2 separate regions of the Mus musculus genome follow, and region 2 is linked to region 1. A link is a contact called in ENCODE Hi-C data. All regions are on one chromosome and are shown on one strand. Each heading gives the region's core, a stretch centred on a gene start or an enhancer-like site at or near the end of the contact. The rest is flanking DNA. Distances are from core to core; before and after follow the strand shown.

Evidence for each region. Hi-C counts contacts between places; a loop is a spot of excess contacts on that map.
Region 2: a loop to region 1 is called in a map of heart, with 28 times the contacts of the local background. The contact joins the promoter of Rnf146 here to the promoter of E030030I06Rik in region 1. A Hi-C loop is called at or near these places in 4 of 37 maps with a recorded cell type or tissue (T-helper 1 cell, T-helper 17 cell, heart and 1 more).

Annotation. Positions count from the first base shown.
Region 1 is chr10:22,146,735-22,154,245 of GRCm38, forward strand. E030030I06Rik (RIKEN cDNA E030030I06 gene) reads right to left here and starts at 2,536. Exons shown (of 2, transcript NM_001254745.1): 1 at 1,755-2,536. The coding sequence starts at 2,278. It also overlaps the pseudogene Gm4895.
Region 2 is chr10:29,359,953-29,367,686 of GRCm38, forward strand. Rnf146 (ring finger protein 146) reads right to left here and starts at 2,490. Exons shown (of 4, transcript NM_001110197.1): 1 at 2,012-2,490; 2 at 1,333-1,393. It overlaps Gm30698, which reads left to right and starts at 1,444. Exons shown (of 2, transcript XM_030245425.1): 1 at 1,444-1,717; 2 at 1,752-2,671. The coding sequence starts at 1,444. The coding sequence ends at 2,557. Gm40621 (a long non-coding RNA gene) reads left to right here and starts at 7,658. Exons shown (of 3, transcript XR_871566.2): 1 at 7,658-7,734.

The sequences.
Region 1 (7,511 bases), core at 1,286-3,785:
AACTAAGCAGATTCACTAGGCTCCTCCTTGCCATATAAGCAAGTAAGAGATGAGTGTCCCTCTCAGGAGAGCAGAGTCACATCAGCAAATGACTCAGAGCAGACAAAACGCAGAAACCAGCCTAGCTGCTTGGTAGAGTCTGAAACCAACGGAGGTTCCTGGAAGGCTCAATCTCCAATCCGGTGAGCTGACTGCAAGTGTACAGTATGCTCTAGGGTATCAGCCTTGTGAGCTGTCACCCATGCTGGGGTGGGCTTCGATGACACAGGTCTTCTGCCTCTGTACATAAGCCCTCTTCCATATTCATATATATATATATATATATGATAAAACTCACCAAGCTGGACTTACACAAGTCTTGCTGTGTCTAAACAGGAATCTGATTTGTTCTGTAAAAATGTCAGACGGAGAATTATGCCTTCCCGGGGACCTGTTCTAGGCCAAGGATCTGATAAACTCTGACATATCCAGTGCCCGAAGTGGCTTTAAATTTAGAGGATTTTCACCTATGCTCTTGCTTTATCCTCACAACTCTAAGTAGGCAGGTGTCAAACGAGGTAAAATAAATTTAGAAAGCGCATCTTCTTTTTGCATATAAGCAGATGCTCCTGAATTCACAATTCAAATTCCTACTGTGGGATCAACTAAAAACCATCTAGAGACACACCAGACACAAGAGGATAAAACAGGAGAACAGGGTGAGCCAGCTAGCCAAAACTCTTCTGTTAGAGGGACTTGTATTGACCTGCACTCAATGATTGGTTATACAAGGGTGTTTGTTTGGAAGAATGCTACTTTGTATTTACATACATGACTGTTACCTTTTATCTGGACACCCCACAGGTAACAGACAAACGAAATTTGATACTAAATTCTAATGTTGAAATTCATCCTTTGCTACAGCTGTAGTGATCCTCTAGGGTAGTGAGTGACTCAAAGCCAGCAAGCAACTTTCAGGATCACAGACCTCTCTGAAGTGCAAGACACAGACAGACAGACAGACAGACACACAGATGGTAATCCACTTTTAGTAAAACCTGACTTTCTAGAAGACTCATTCTCCCTCGTCTCATTATCTTTTGCTGTTGCACCCCATGTACCCTTGCCACCCAACTAAAGCATAGGCACAATGGGGGCCTTTATTTACATTGGCTTTTTACTTATTTATGTAGTAATTAAAATTAAAATGTAGTAAAAAAAAGTAAAAATGTACTTATAAGTCTAACTATATTGGAGCCGGGCGTGGTGGCGCACGCCTTTAATCCCAGCACTTGGTAGGCAGAGGCAGGCGGATTTCTGAATTCTAGGCCAGCCTGGTCTACAGAGTAAGTTCCAGGACAGCCAGGGATACACAGAGAAACCCTGTCTCGAAAAACAACAACAAACAAACAAACAAACAAAAAACCAAAAAAAAAAAAAAAAACCCCAAAAAACCAAAAGACAAACAAACAGAAAAAAAAAAAAAACCAAAAAACAAAACTAACACCCAGCCCAGGAAGATTCTGTAGACTGAGTCCTAGAGGGCTTGGGGTTGTCTGGTTTTGTCCCTAAAAGACACCCAAAGCCCCCAGACCCCTTGGGGCACGCAGAGCGGTGTGGGAGGGGGAGGGGAGCCACCGCAGGTCTCTTTTTCTGCCTGTCTAGCAGGGTCACCGGTTTTATCTGAGGAAACTCAACTCTTAACTTTAGTTGGGCAACCAGCCGCCCCTTGCCCAGCACATTCCCGGACCCCATAGCCAGGGCTCCAGGCTCACCTGACCACGTAGGGTTGCTCTAAGGTCTCCAGGTGCCTCAGCACCGCCACCTCACGGACGGTGGAGAGCCGCAAGTCCTCCTCACTGGTCTGTACTCGCTGGCGCTTCGGAATCAGGAAGCGGCCGCCATTCTTCAGGTCGGGGGCCTTCGCCGATCTCTGCCAAGCACTCGTACTCTGATCGGCGCCACCCAGGCTGTCCTTCTCCTTGCTGGCTGCAGGCTGTCGGTGCGGCACAGAGGAACCGGGGTGCGTACTCTCTGACTTACACGCCTCGGGGGCCCCCGGGCTAGACGGACCGACCTTCTCGCCCGCGGGCGCAAGCCGGGCGCAGCCGCGAAACTCCGCCCAGCTGAGTCTCCGCGCCCTGCCGCCGCCGCCGGAGATCCCTCCTCTTCCCCCTCCGCAGCGATTACGTAGTCTGCCCACAATCTCTGCACCTAGGAGGAGGAGACCGGAGGACAAGGAGAAAGTGTGATCAGACTGCCCGGGAGACTTCCATCGGGTTCCACCAGCTCCCCTCATTCTCCCCTCTACTCGCCCTGGCTGCCTAATCCGGCCAGGTTTCTCGGAGAAAAACCAAGTTACTTTTCTTCCCCAGCACGGCTCGTGCTGTCTTTGAAAGGAAGAGGTTGCTGGGGCCCCTTGGGGATGAGCGCCGAGCGGGACGCAGCGGGACAAGAGGGGGCGTGCGGAGCAGCCCAGAGTGTGCCCGGAGTGCGGGGGAGGGGGGCGCCGGGCGCATCAGTGTCACGGCTCAATATTTATACCTATATCGTTGTTCTCAGCTGCCCTCCCTGACTCGTCGCGCGGAGTACGGGGCGACCTGGGGGAGTTCGGAACTGGCGTGAAAGCACCGGGGGTTCACCCATGTGGGGTCGCAGAGCGGGGTTGGGGCTCCTAGGACCCTGTAACCCAATGCTGCGAGTATGCGAGTAGGGGTGGTCAGACATCTGCTCGGAGATTGCTTCCTTTCTACTTTCAGTTTTTCTACAGGGAGACATTTGAAAGAGACTCGCTCTCACAAACGGTCTTTGGGGTATGGCAAGCTTAGCGGGAGACGAAATTCTGCCTCCGAATCGCCGAGGACCTCCCTTGTGGAAACTCAGGGAGGACAGACCATCTGGTAGGGGAGGGCTGGGGCTACTAGAGGTGGGAGAGCAAGGGGCCCTGGAAGGGGAGAAGTGTCCTGCTCCCTTTCCCGCGCGCGCGCGTGCACACACACACACACACACACACACACACAAAGATCGCAAGGGTATGGGAAAGGCAGGTCCGTCACACTTTTGCTTGTCCTGTCCTGAAAAGTAACTTCGGGACTTTGCTAGCTAACCGGGACTGGTCCTTAAGTTTTCAACCCGTGCAAAAGCAACCGCCCTTACGACGGTGGGGGTGGGGGCAGTAAACGTAGGTCTCCCGGGTGTGAGAAGGGTTAGGTCTCCCTTGTATCGCGACTTCAGAACCCCCGCCCGGTATCCTTGGCGGCTGAATGTTGGTAGCCAAGACAGTCGCTCTGTTCTCCAAAGGCTGGAGGCTAGGTCCCAGGCGCGGTCGGGCGTCCCATCCCCGTTCTGTTGTTTAGGGAAGACCGAGTGAGCCTTCCCGTCCCACCGCGGCCTTAGTCTGGTCTGGACCTTGTTCCACTACAGCCGCGTATCCGGAAAGGTCCCCATGCGTTTACCTGCCCCGCACCCCTCCTCCCCCGCTCGCTCTTCCGCCTGGAATTAAAGAACACATGGCGCGACCCCCACTGGGTGCGAGCATAGCACCACCTGGACAAGGCAGGGACACCCCAGGCTCCTTTGAAAGCTTTCCTAAAAAGCTGCATAAAGGACCCTCCAGGCCTCTCCCGGGGGTCGAGGGCCACATAGGTAGCGGGAGCAATGGCCTTGGCGCCCCTGTCCAGCCCAGGCTCCCGGAGGGGGCAGCACACGCACACCCAGACCGGAGCGGCGGTCCCTAGCCCCCTCTCCTCCTCCACTTTTGTTGTTGTTGTTGTTGCTTTACCACGCTGGCTAAATGTGACTTGACCCCATTTCAAAAAAGTTTGACATAGTGCTTCAACCTTTCTGCACTCCTCCGCGACTACAAAGGCTGCAGCCGCCTCCTTCTGCTTTCTGTCTCAGCTCTCTGTCTTAGCACTGAATGAAATCCTTCACGAGCTTCTCCGGAAGCCTTGCCAAAGGGTCCCCACCAGCTCAGCGAGGGGAGGCCTGGGGACCGCGACCCGCTCGTGTGCGCAAAGGCAGATGCGCCCGCACAGATAACGCCCACGTCCACAGGACGAATGCGCCGCGGAGCCCCGTGCTGCTCCTGCCCAGGGTGTGCATTTGAACTGCAAGGCTTTAAATAAGGAAAGTAAACTTGGGGCGTGAAGCAAGAGTGCACGCGTGCGGCTTCAATTCCGGTGGGCTGTGTGCACTACACTCCTTGCTTAACGCGCCTGACGGGTAGCCAGCAGGAAGCCTGGGCGAACATTTTACTCCTTCGTTGGGAAGATGGGGCCCATACCCACACCCCTCGGGAGGCTACAGAGGGAACTTGCACAGGGGAAATAAACGTGGGGGCGCGGAAACACATTCTCCAGCACGGAATCCCACCCAGACGGTGCACGTTCAATTTTAAATGTGACTGTCCAAGTAGAGTCAGTTTGAGGAAGCTGGACAAAAAGTGAACGTATGGGTATTTTACGCACGAAATCTGTTCAAGCTGGCATAGGACCCTGGTGTGGGGTGTCCGCGCTGTGGGAGGTTCCTCTCAAGACCTCTAGCTCCCCCCAGCTGGCCCCCATAACCTACCCAGTCTCAATGTTAACCCAAGGGGATTCCAAGGGGCCACACAGCCCCCTACACCCCGTTACTCTCTCCCACTCCGATCCTCGCCGAGGACCCCCGCGTCTCAGCCTACCCACGCGAGTCCGTGGCCCCTTACCTGCGGAGCAGGGGCGCCGGCCTCCTGCGAAGCTGGAGTGTCTGTCTGCCCCCGCGCGTGTTCGCCCCGCGGAGCAGGTAACTGACTACAGCGGCCCGGGCAAGCGGCGCTCTGCGGGCAGGGGATGGGCACAGCGGCGGAGGGCGGAAGGCGCCGCCCGCGGGGAAGCCAGGGAGGCTCGGGTGCCGCGGGGCGTGGATCTGCGAGCCTCCGGGCTGGAGAACGACCTGGAGGCGAGTGGGCAAATTACAGCCTTCCAAAGCGAGCGAGGCGGGGCCAGGCCCTGGCTGTGCTCCCCCAATGGTCGGCTCAGAACTGGGGGCCCAGAGGGTGGGGGAGAGTTTAATGAAAATTTCTGGTTCTCACTGCAACCACTCTAGTTGGGGAATCTCACGACTGAAAATAAGTGGCGTGAAAGGGATCCAGTGGGATGTGGCATCGGGGGGCTGCAGGGTTTCAACACCTAAGGTCCCCCAGAGTTGGGGTGTTGACAGGGTGAGGGGGTGTCGTGGGTATCAATCTGATGAGGACAGATAAAAATAAAATAAAGCAACAATACTTATGCGGGTTCCGTGGGGTGGTAGATAACATTTTCCTACACGCAAAAACCGGACCTTATTGAGGAGTGGGGTGCGGGGGAAGATGGTTGACAGGATGCCCTGCAGAAAAGAAAATATCAATCTGTCCAAGCGCTTTTCACTTTCAGCCTGAGCTACATTTGTTTTGTTTTCTCTCACTTCCTTTCTGCCTCACAAAGCCCAATCTTTACCTTTTTGGACAGAGGTTTTGGAATAGCCAAGCACACTTGTGGTTAAAGATCTATTTGAAGGGGCTGGCGGGGTCACAATTATTAAGTGGTTAGAAACAGTTGAGGGTTCACCAAGGTATTTCTGGAAAGCTAAAAAGATTCAATTTCAGTATTAAAAACGACTGCAAAATAACAGACACGTGCACACACAAAGAAGAGTGCTTAATTTAAGTGCTTTCCTGGGGACTTTGAAAGTTGAACTTTGGTAAGAATGTCTCTTTTACCTGAGAAAAAATGGATGCAGCTACTTTAGGTGAGAATGAGAATTTTGGTGAAGGGGAGGAAAGGTCTTCAAGTCTTTATACAAGGAGTAAAAGAAAATAGCTGTCTTGAAAATAATTCGATGTTTCCCCAAATCTATATCTGTAGATCTCAAAACTTTTAAACATCTTAAAGTAAGAGAGAGAAAAAAGTACAGGAGGGGCAATTTCTGTACTCTGTAGAAAAATCAACAAAATTCTGTTTAAATTTGAAATATTGCTTGTAAGAATTTTTTTATATTAGACCATGTTACTAATTTCACCATAGTTTTTTTTCCTTTTTAAAATTAATTCTGTTGCAATATGAAGCAAGGTTAAAGGAATAAAAAATGCTATAGAAAACTGTAAACCATTTTTTTACTACAGATGCATTGTAGTAATTTTTTTGACCATCAGTTAAACTTTTATTGGCTCTAAACAAACAAGATTTTGCAAATCTTCATACCCCACAGGCTCAATATAGAAAGGTTACTGTAAAAATCACAGCTGCAGTAAACGGATGCTCACTTCCCTGCTTAAAAGATTTCACTTTTCAAGAAAGAGCTGGTAGGGAGTGGCTATTGTGTGTACTTATCAGGAAAAATACAGTAAAGGCCCCACTGCTCAGTCCAAGATACCTAAAGTGAGCAAAATGAAAAGGCTGTAACTGGATGTCAGTTGACAGATTATCCACTAAATGATCTATTAGCTAATATCTTCGGTACTGCTGTTATACGGGCACTCAAAAGCTTATGTCTGTACGTTGGAACGATTTTCTTTAAAGCAACATTGGTCCAGACTTATGTCAATGTAGTTAGCCATCTTCCTTTGGAGGTGTGTACCAGCCATTTTTCTCATGTATCTGTACAATGGAATTATAGGACTGTTGGGCTCGTGCTAGATTATACTGATTCTTATTTGCTCCAAACTGCACCCGGGCTTTGCCTTTCACTAAGGTGGCATTGATCTGCATGATGACAGATTCTATTGAGTAGGCACTGCTCCAGCCCTGTTTTGTGAGAAGTTCCATACACAGTGCTCCTCCACCCAACACATACCCTCCTGAGAGAACAGGTAACACCACTCTAACAAACGGAGGATCAAATGGAAAATTATCCTTAAAAGAGAAGTTAAGCAAAATATATTCTATGCCTTCTTTTTCTTTTAAGATCTGAAGATCACTGTGCAAAGGACTATCAGAGTCAACCTTGTGTAGTTTGACATGCCAGTCATATAAGCTGTCATTTATTAGCTCCACTGAATAAATCCCTGCCTTGTAGCTCTGTGATCTGTAGACGTCCCTGAGCTCCTTCATCAGTCTGTCTGATGCTTGTACTGACCCAGACACTGCACCATTTAAATGGTCTTGCCATTGAGTCTTCCTGATTTTCTCTAATATTGCCAAATTTTCTTTTTCAATCCCTTCATCCTCTGACTTTTCCCCATTAATAGGTTCTTCTTCCTTCATCTCATAGTGATCCAAGTCTTCTATATCTTCAGCCATCTCCTCCTCTTCCTCTTCTTCTGAAGTTACTTCTTCAGTTGTCCCATTCTGACCCGTGGGTAAGGGTTGATCTAGCATCTCAACATCCAGGTGCTTAGGAAGGTTATATAATCTGCAGAGGTCACATATCAACCACTTCAATTGCTGACGGAGCGAACTGTTGTTCTTAGTATCTTCTAAGCGTTCCAGAACTGATGTCAGATTTGGGTCATCAGAGTCCACAAACCATATTGGTGATGAAGATGGGTAAGATTCCGTGATGTTGCAGTGAAGTGT
Region 2 (7,734 bases), core at 1,240-3,739, 7.2 Mb after region 1:
CTTTTGAGGGATCTTCTTGCCTTGTGTATGACTGCCCTTAAGAAGCCCCATCCTGTGACTCTATTTACTTTTGTCTCCGTCCTTATACTTAAGTGTAAGGCTTTAAATTCCTTCTCTGCAAAGTGGGCGTTGTATTGATTTCATTAACTCATGAGATACAAATGTCAATTTATATTTATATGTAATACATGTATTCTCATCTAACAGATGTTTCAGGCTGGCAGACATTCTATAAATAAGAAAGTCCTCTTATTAACTGGTGAGTGACCTTTGCCAAGTTATCCCTATGCTTTTGTTACTTTGCTCTAGCCAGCCTCTGTAATTGGACAACTCCAAACATTTTAATTAGCAGGCCTTTAACAACAGGCTTTGTATTAACTAACTAGAAAGGTAAATGAGAGTATACAAAGAAGCAAAGGAAGCTGTAGACTAGTGTAAACAGTGTGTATGCTCAAAAAGACTGTTTCTAATCCACCCAGCAGTTACCCAAGTTCAGACTCTGTGATCAAGAAGGCAACCAAGCAAGGAGGTAGAAAAGACTCGGATCTTCCATCTCTCATACTGATAGGGAAATGTGATAAGTCCTTCAAACTCATATATGGCTGACAGAAAATATGTTTTAAACAGATGGATATGAAAAATTCTTCCTATTATTTTCTTCTTCAAAGTCAAGGAATCATGTTGGATCCAAAAAATAAAACAAAACAAACCCTCCAACAGTTTCAAAGTGGCACTTTTACTAAATGGCATGTCTCCTACAAAAAAAAAAAAATCATTTATGTTTGCATTCCTGTTATCTAATGAACAGTTATTTGGGACATTTCCCCATGACTACAATTCGACTCAGTTCTTAAACAGCACAAAACAGAAACTTTCAAACGTTTAATAACAGGGTTTTCATTCTTTCCCCATTACACACGCCCAATTAAGACATAAATAAACTCTATGATATCCAAGACCCAAGCAAACATATCCAAAACTCCATCTTTACTGTAGCAGTTACTCTTGAGTTTTCTCTAAAATGAGATTTACTTCACCTATTTTCAAGTGTTTCTACAGCTCCCAGACGCTTTTCACGCTCTGCTAGTATGTGTGGGTCGTTTTCTTAATTTGTTCTTTAATATGCCATGTTCTTTAAAAGTCTAATGATACAGATCATTTATTGTTATGTTCTACGCATTCAACTTCTATGACAATACGTGCCTTTCAATGCCCAAGCTCCAGGTGCACATCTAGTTTGCAAAAGAACACACACACACACACACACACATACACAGATAAAATGTAGTTGTCAGAATGCGTGTGCTAACTTACAGTGGGGAAACATCTTACCTAATTATAGAGGACGGTTCCATTTCCACATCCTCAAAAACAATGTCACATAGCCCTTTCTCTTTAAAAAAAAAAAAAAAAAAAAGTCCAGAAAATAAGACAGTGACAACAATGGGGATCCCGTGCGCTCTCAGATGGGGTGGAGGGTTAAGGAGAAAACTCCACATCCAGCAAGCAGAACAAAGCGACTGCCGGAGCTCTCAAGATGCACCCGGCTTGGGAGGCCCAACTGGTATCCCGACACCTCAGGCTGGTTTCGGGTTTGGGGAGCCATCAAAACAAGAACGCTCGGCGGCTTCCGCCAGCGCGAGGAGGAGGGGACGACTCCGGGCACTGGGCAAGACCCAGAGGCACAGCCGCGGCGGCGGCGGCGGCGGCAGGGCAGGCGGAAGATAGCATGCAGCCCGTGGCCGACTGAGGCCCGGTCGAGCCCGCTGGAGCTGCCCGCAGCCTGGCCTGCCTGCGCAGTAATGGCCGGGGCCGCGCCCGTCACAGTCCGGGCTGCGCCAGCTCGGCCTCCCTCCGCGCGCCCGTCCGGGCCGCGCTGGCCAAGGGCGTCCCCGTCCTACCGGCCCCCGACCCGCCGCCGCCCGCCGCGGACTCCGAGCGCCGCCTCGCAGCCAACGAAGCCGCAGTGCCCCGCCGAGGCCCGCAGCCCACGGCCCCCCGCGCTCCTCACCGGTCCGGCCCGGAGCCCACCTCTCGGCCGCCGCCGCAGCCACCTCGCAGTCTTTTCTCCTCCGCTTCGGAGCCCGCAGCGGACGGGGACGCGCGCGGCCGTCACGTGACCGCCCGGCGCTCAAGGGGCGGGGCCGCGCCGGCGGAAGCCACGCCCCCTCACCGTGATCCCGCGCGCGGCGGCCCTGGCTGGCGGTCCCCACGCTGGCTGCTGCTCTTCTCTGTCCCTTGCTGCGACCGGGCTGCTCCTTGTCCCTGTTCCGGTCCTCCCTCACCCTCTGCGTGGCGCATCTTGTGGCCTCCTGGTTCTGAACTGGTGGAGGTCCATCTAGGTGGCTTGTGGGAGGAAGCTAGACCTTCAGTACCAGGAAGAAGAGCCTTTCCAAAACTCAGCCTTGGGTCAAGTCCTATGTTTCCTTTGGCCGTGCCCTTGGAGAGACTACCGCTTGTTCCTTATACAAAAAAGGCACAAGAAAAGTCACGGCGTGGACTGGATGGTCCCCGAGATGCTCCAATTTATTCACCTCACAAATGGCCAGATATGTAATGGGAGAGGGGGTGTGCTGGGGTGTCTTTTAAACCCTAACAGCATAGGAAGCTAGAAGAAGAAATCGTCCCGCGAATCTAGAATAAATTTCATGGGTTAGTTTTATGGCAAGCATATGGTGTTACACATCAAAATCTAGTCCTTGTTCATTTTAACCGGCACATGATCTTTTTCAGAACAGTTTTCTCTACTTGAAGTTGCACAAAATGGACCAGAGAACCTTTTCACCTTTGAAAGTATTTCCGCATTCTGTAACTGTTTGCATTGTGCTTGCAACAATGTTGCATTTTGAGGTTACATCCACTGTTTGAATTCAGGACTGAAAAATGTACTGTGCACCTATTTATAGGGTTTCAAGGCCACTGATCCAAAGGAAGAGCTCATCTGCTTAACATTAATAGCTGTAAATCCAGAGCATGGGTTCGGGTTATTCATTCAGTTGTTATAGGAAATATTATATGAACTTTTATAGCCTGAAGAGAAAAGGTTGTACATCAATGTACGTTGAAAGGGATAAGACATTGAATAGGTGAGTCGATGTGAGCAAGCATGTGGGTCTATTTCATAGGCTTCAGATGTTAAAATATTCTTAATTTCAAAGGGATCTAGCGGTAGGAGGCTGATTCACCTTACTTGAGGATCTGGGTTCAATCCCTAGTACCATTGAGGGAAGGGGTTGGGGGGATTAAAAATGTTGATGGAAGCTACTGGCTAGCTAGGTTTCAACAGTGCATACCAAACAGTAACAAAGATGTTAGGCCAGAAGATACAGGAATTTGTAGCAAATGGTTACTGTGGCAACTATGGGCTATGGGGGAGGAGGGACACAAATATATGTTCTTGTATGCAGCATTCTCCTGGACCACTGTTAGAAAGTTTAGCCAGCCATTCAGTCCACAGGATCTTCCACACAATTGTGGCTTCTTTAGGGAAACAGGTACACTGTGTGTAAATGTCTCTTGGTATCAGCTATTTCAATACATTTTCTTCTAAGTAATACTATTTTTATAACTTTAATTAATGTACAGATATTGAGAAACATGCCATCTTAGCTTAGTTCCCTATCATGTCATTTTATTTTTAATTCCAGTGGTATACAATATATGTATATAATAGTAGCAAAGTAATAGCAAAATTTTGACCTGTTCTTCAAGATTCAAGTTTGAAGAAACAATAGCAGTAATACCAATACAATATTCTGAGAGGGCTCATCTACTCCCTACAATAATCCAATGTCATCCTTTGCTATTCCCATTTTACAGATCTAACACACAACTGGGGTTTGAATTCAGGTAGAGATTCTATGAAGATTTATTTCTGGGTTAGGAAATTTTCCATAAAGAAAGTCCTGTTTGAGAGAGCAAAAATCAGACAGATCATAAATATCTTGCCTAGCCCCTACGTCTATTAGGGAAAAGCTTTTTTATGTTGTCCTTCAGTCTCCCTGGGTGCATAAGAGGCGCGGAATATCTAAGTGCCTGGAGTCTTATTTTGTCTGCTTACTGAAAAACCTGAGACAGACATGAAGTATCAGAAACCTAATAAAATTCTCTCTCAGATTCAGCCCTTTCCCACAACCATGTCAAAACATGCTTCTGTATCTTTGTTCCAACCCATCTTTAGTTTCTTCCTCTTTTGCTGCATATACACTTTGCAAATAATTTCTTCGCTGCCTCTTTCCATCTTCAAAATACACTCAGGATCCTACTACGTTTTATGCTGACTTCTAAACCAAACCTAAGTGAGGTCATATCATACTTCTGAATACACATATACAACCACCTTTGGCTTACCAACACAAAGACAAATCAAAAGTCCCCCTTTTGTGTGTCACCCTACTTTATGATCTCCCATACCTCTTAATCCACTTTCTGTTCCTACAACACCCCTACTCAAACTCTCTGCACATTCTTTGCTGAGAGTTCCCCTCTTTTGATCACTCCCATAATGCATTCTGCGTTCTCCCTCTCCGTCTCCCCCTTCTCTCTCTCTCTCTCTCTCTCTCTCTCTCTCTGTGTGTGTGTGTGTGTGTGTGTGTGTGTGTGTGTGTGTATGTGTGTGTGTGCGCGCGCTCAAATACCTTTGCATTCCTCTCCCTGCCTCTGTTTTAAATTTTCATATCACTCACTATCATTTCTTATTCTCCTTTCCATTTTCTCTCATACGTACAGCAGTGTAATGGATGTTATGTTTAACTCACCCAAATTCTTTGCATTCTCCTCTGGGCCAAAGCATAGAACTCAAAAGAGTGAGACTTTGTGATCTAATTTGTATGGCATGTTAGTTAATCTTTTCAACTTCCTGGGATTTTGAATCAACATGGAAATAAATCTCTGGGCATACCTATCTGGATTATCTAGATTAGATTAATTAAAGTGGGAAGATTTGTCCTAAATGTGGGTAGTACCATTCCATGAGCAAGGGTCATGCTTAGTCTGAATACAAAGAGATTCAAGCACCAGCAGTCACAGTATCTGCCTCTTGCTTGTGGATACAATGTGATCAGCCACGTTCAGCTCCAGCTACTGTTACTTCCCAGCCTGCTGACTATACCCTAGAACTGTGAGCCAAAACCAACTTTCTAAAAAAAAAAAAAAAAAGCTTTTTTGTTAATTTTTGTTAAGGTGTTTTATCACAGTAACAGGAGAAATATCAAATACATATAACAATTGCAGGAATAGTGGGTGCCATTATTTAGACAAGTTTCCCACAAAAGCAACAAATGATTCAATGAATACAAGTATGCCCACAAGAAAATGTATGTATGTAAGTATGCATATACTCATTGACGTGCTGAATAATAAAATATAAAAAATAATAAAAGAAAAAGGTGAACTCATTCTTTGTCAGTAATTGTAGATGCAGACAATCACTGAGTTTATAAAGTACTATTTACTACACATCCACTTCCTGAAAGATATTTCAGGCATTCAGATGAATGCCCACCTTTGCATAATACAAAATGACAATTTTTCCAACATGATCAGGAGTATTTTTAAAGGACTTACCTCCCAGTCAGGATTAAAGGCGGAAGCATTCAGATTAGTTACTTGAAGAATGAAAGTAAACCCTAACAGATGCAAGACATTTCCATGACAATGTTCTGGTACTGGCATCCTGGTTTGTGTCACTGAATTAAAGATAAAGGGGTTGCAGCCAGCTTCTAGGAAGAGCCTGTGTTTGGAATTTACTTCTTCATGCCAGTTCATAAAAGACTCTCATGGATACCAACATCTTCAGGTTGTCATTCTACTGGATATCGTCCTCTCTAAGGCTCTAAGGGTCAGATTTTCATACATTGCTTGTTTAACTGAAGAATAAAAAAATAATTGATTTTCTCAAAGACATATAAAATGAGCATGATAAAATTATGTACATTGCAGTGGAATGCATGTGGAAAGCAATGGTTTTAGAAGCTTTACTGAACCCTAGAACCTCTTCTGACACTTGCAGAGGATCTACAAAGGGAAGTTTTTCTTAATAACACAGAGACTGTAGTGGCCTTGTTCAAATATCCAGTGTTTCCCAGCATGTACAAAATATAGGATGGAGCTAAATAATAAATGTATGTAGATAATAAAAAAAATAAATAGATGCAGATGTGAGAATTTAACTGTTTCTATTAGGTGAGGCATGAAAGACATTTGGAAAATGTAAAATAGTGCCACTCTTCTCATCCAATTATCATTATTTTGAAAATAAACTTATTTTTGTAGCATGCTATTTATATACTTAGAGCAATGGCATGATTGTAAGTGCATTAATAAATTTTATTCCATCCTTAGTTTTGATTTTTTTAATTTGGTAAATATTGACATACAAATAAAAGTTCTTTAGGGTCTTGTGCAATTTTTAAGTATTTAAAGGAGTGCTAATCTGGATCTATTCAAGTACCAATAATTGTGAGCTAGATTTCCTTCCACATGAAAGTAGTCCTTTGATAGCTGTGGATATGGCTTTCTCATTTGTCTGGAAGGAGAACAAAACAGATTCAGGAATGCATCAGTCATCAGAGCTAGCAGATGAAAAGGAATAAAGCAAAGGGGAAGTTTGGAAAACCATTTTTTCCATTTTAATTGAAGAATTACTCTCAGACTGATACATAGCATGGTACCCACACTATGGCTTGATGTCTCTTGTCATGAAATAGTGCTTACTTCTTTAAGTAGAAGTAGGTTGTCAGTAATATTTAGCCAGTATATATATTTTTCTTTTTCTTTTACCTAACATAATAATGGATGTTGTATTTTGCATTTTTCCTTATCGTCACAGAAATTGTTATGATAATAATTTCAATGAAGAATATTCAAAATTCAGCATGGGATCCAGTGCATAAATATGAGCTCATGGAGAATCCAGGGCATCTCAGGGAGCCTGGCTGAGAAGACTGTGCATGAGTCAACCACAAGGCAGTAAGGACATGGAGAGTCCTGGGACCAGAGCTGTCATTAACAAACACAGCAGAGCAGTTCATTCATTTAACTAACATATGCAAACTTTACTCCTGCAGTGTGTAGCCATAAACCAGAGGTAAGCTATTACCACTACTCATTATTTTGACAAAACACTTATCCAGGAAGGTAGCTATTATCATTGTATCGTCACCACCAATGAACTCTGGTTCTCACACACTGGGGTTGAGACCATCTCAACGTCCTGGGTTTCGAGCTAGCTGATGACAGATTATTGAACATCAAAGCCCCCAGATGCACGTGAGCCATTGCTTAGCAATATATCTCCTTCTCTGTAGCTATAGATATCCCTCTGGTTCTTTTCTCCAGAGAACCCTGTGACCTCCATGTTCCTTATTTCTGTTATGATCTTTGAAATTCTAGGAAACACTTGTTTTTGTAAATGGAGCATATAAAATGGAATAAGCCAGTGACTGTACACCAGTGTGCTAATGTCTGAAAAGATATGGGCATTTTAGAAAAGGAAGGCTGTCATCAAAAGTGTAGAACTTCTACTGAGAATGTAGGATACAAATTCTCTGTTGGTATTGGTGTCATATCTGCAGCTGACTCAATCATATTTCTACTATGAGGAAAACTGGCTGAAAGGTGAAACTCATACTGACAGAAGGAGGCCTCACTAAAGCGGCCTAAAGGCTGTTTATTTTCTGTGCCACCATTGCGTGAGGTCATGTCATCTTTACTATAGTTCACTGGAAATATCTG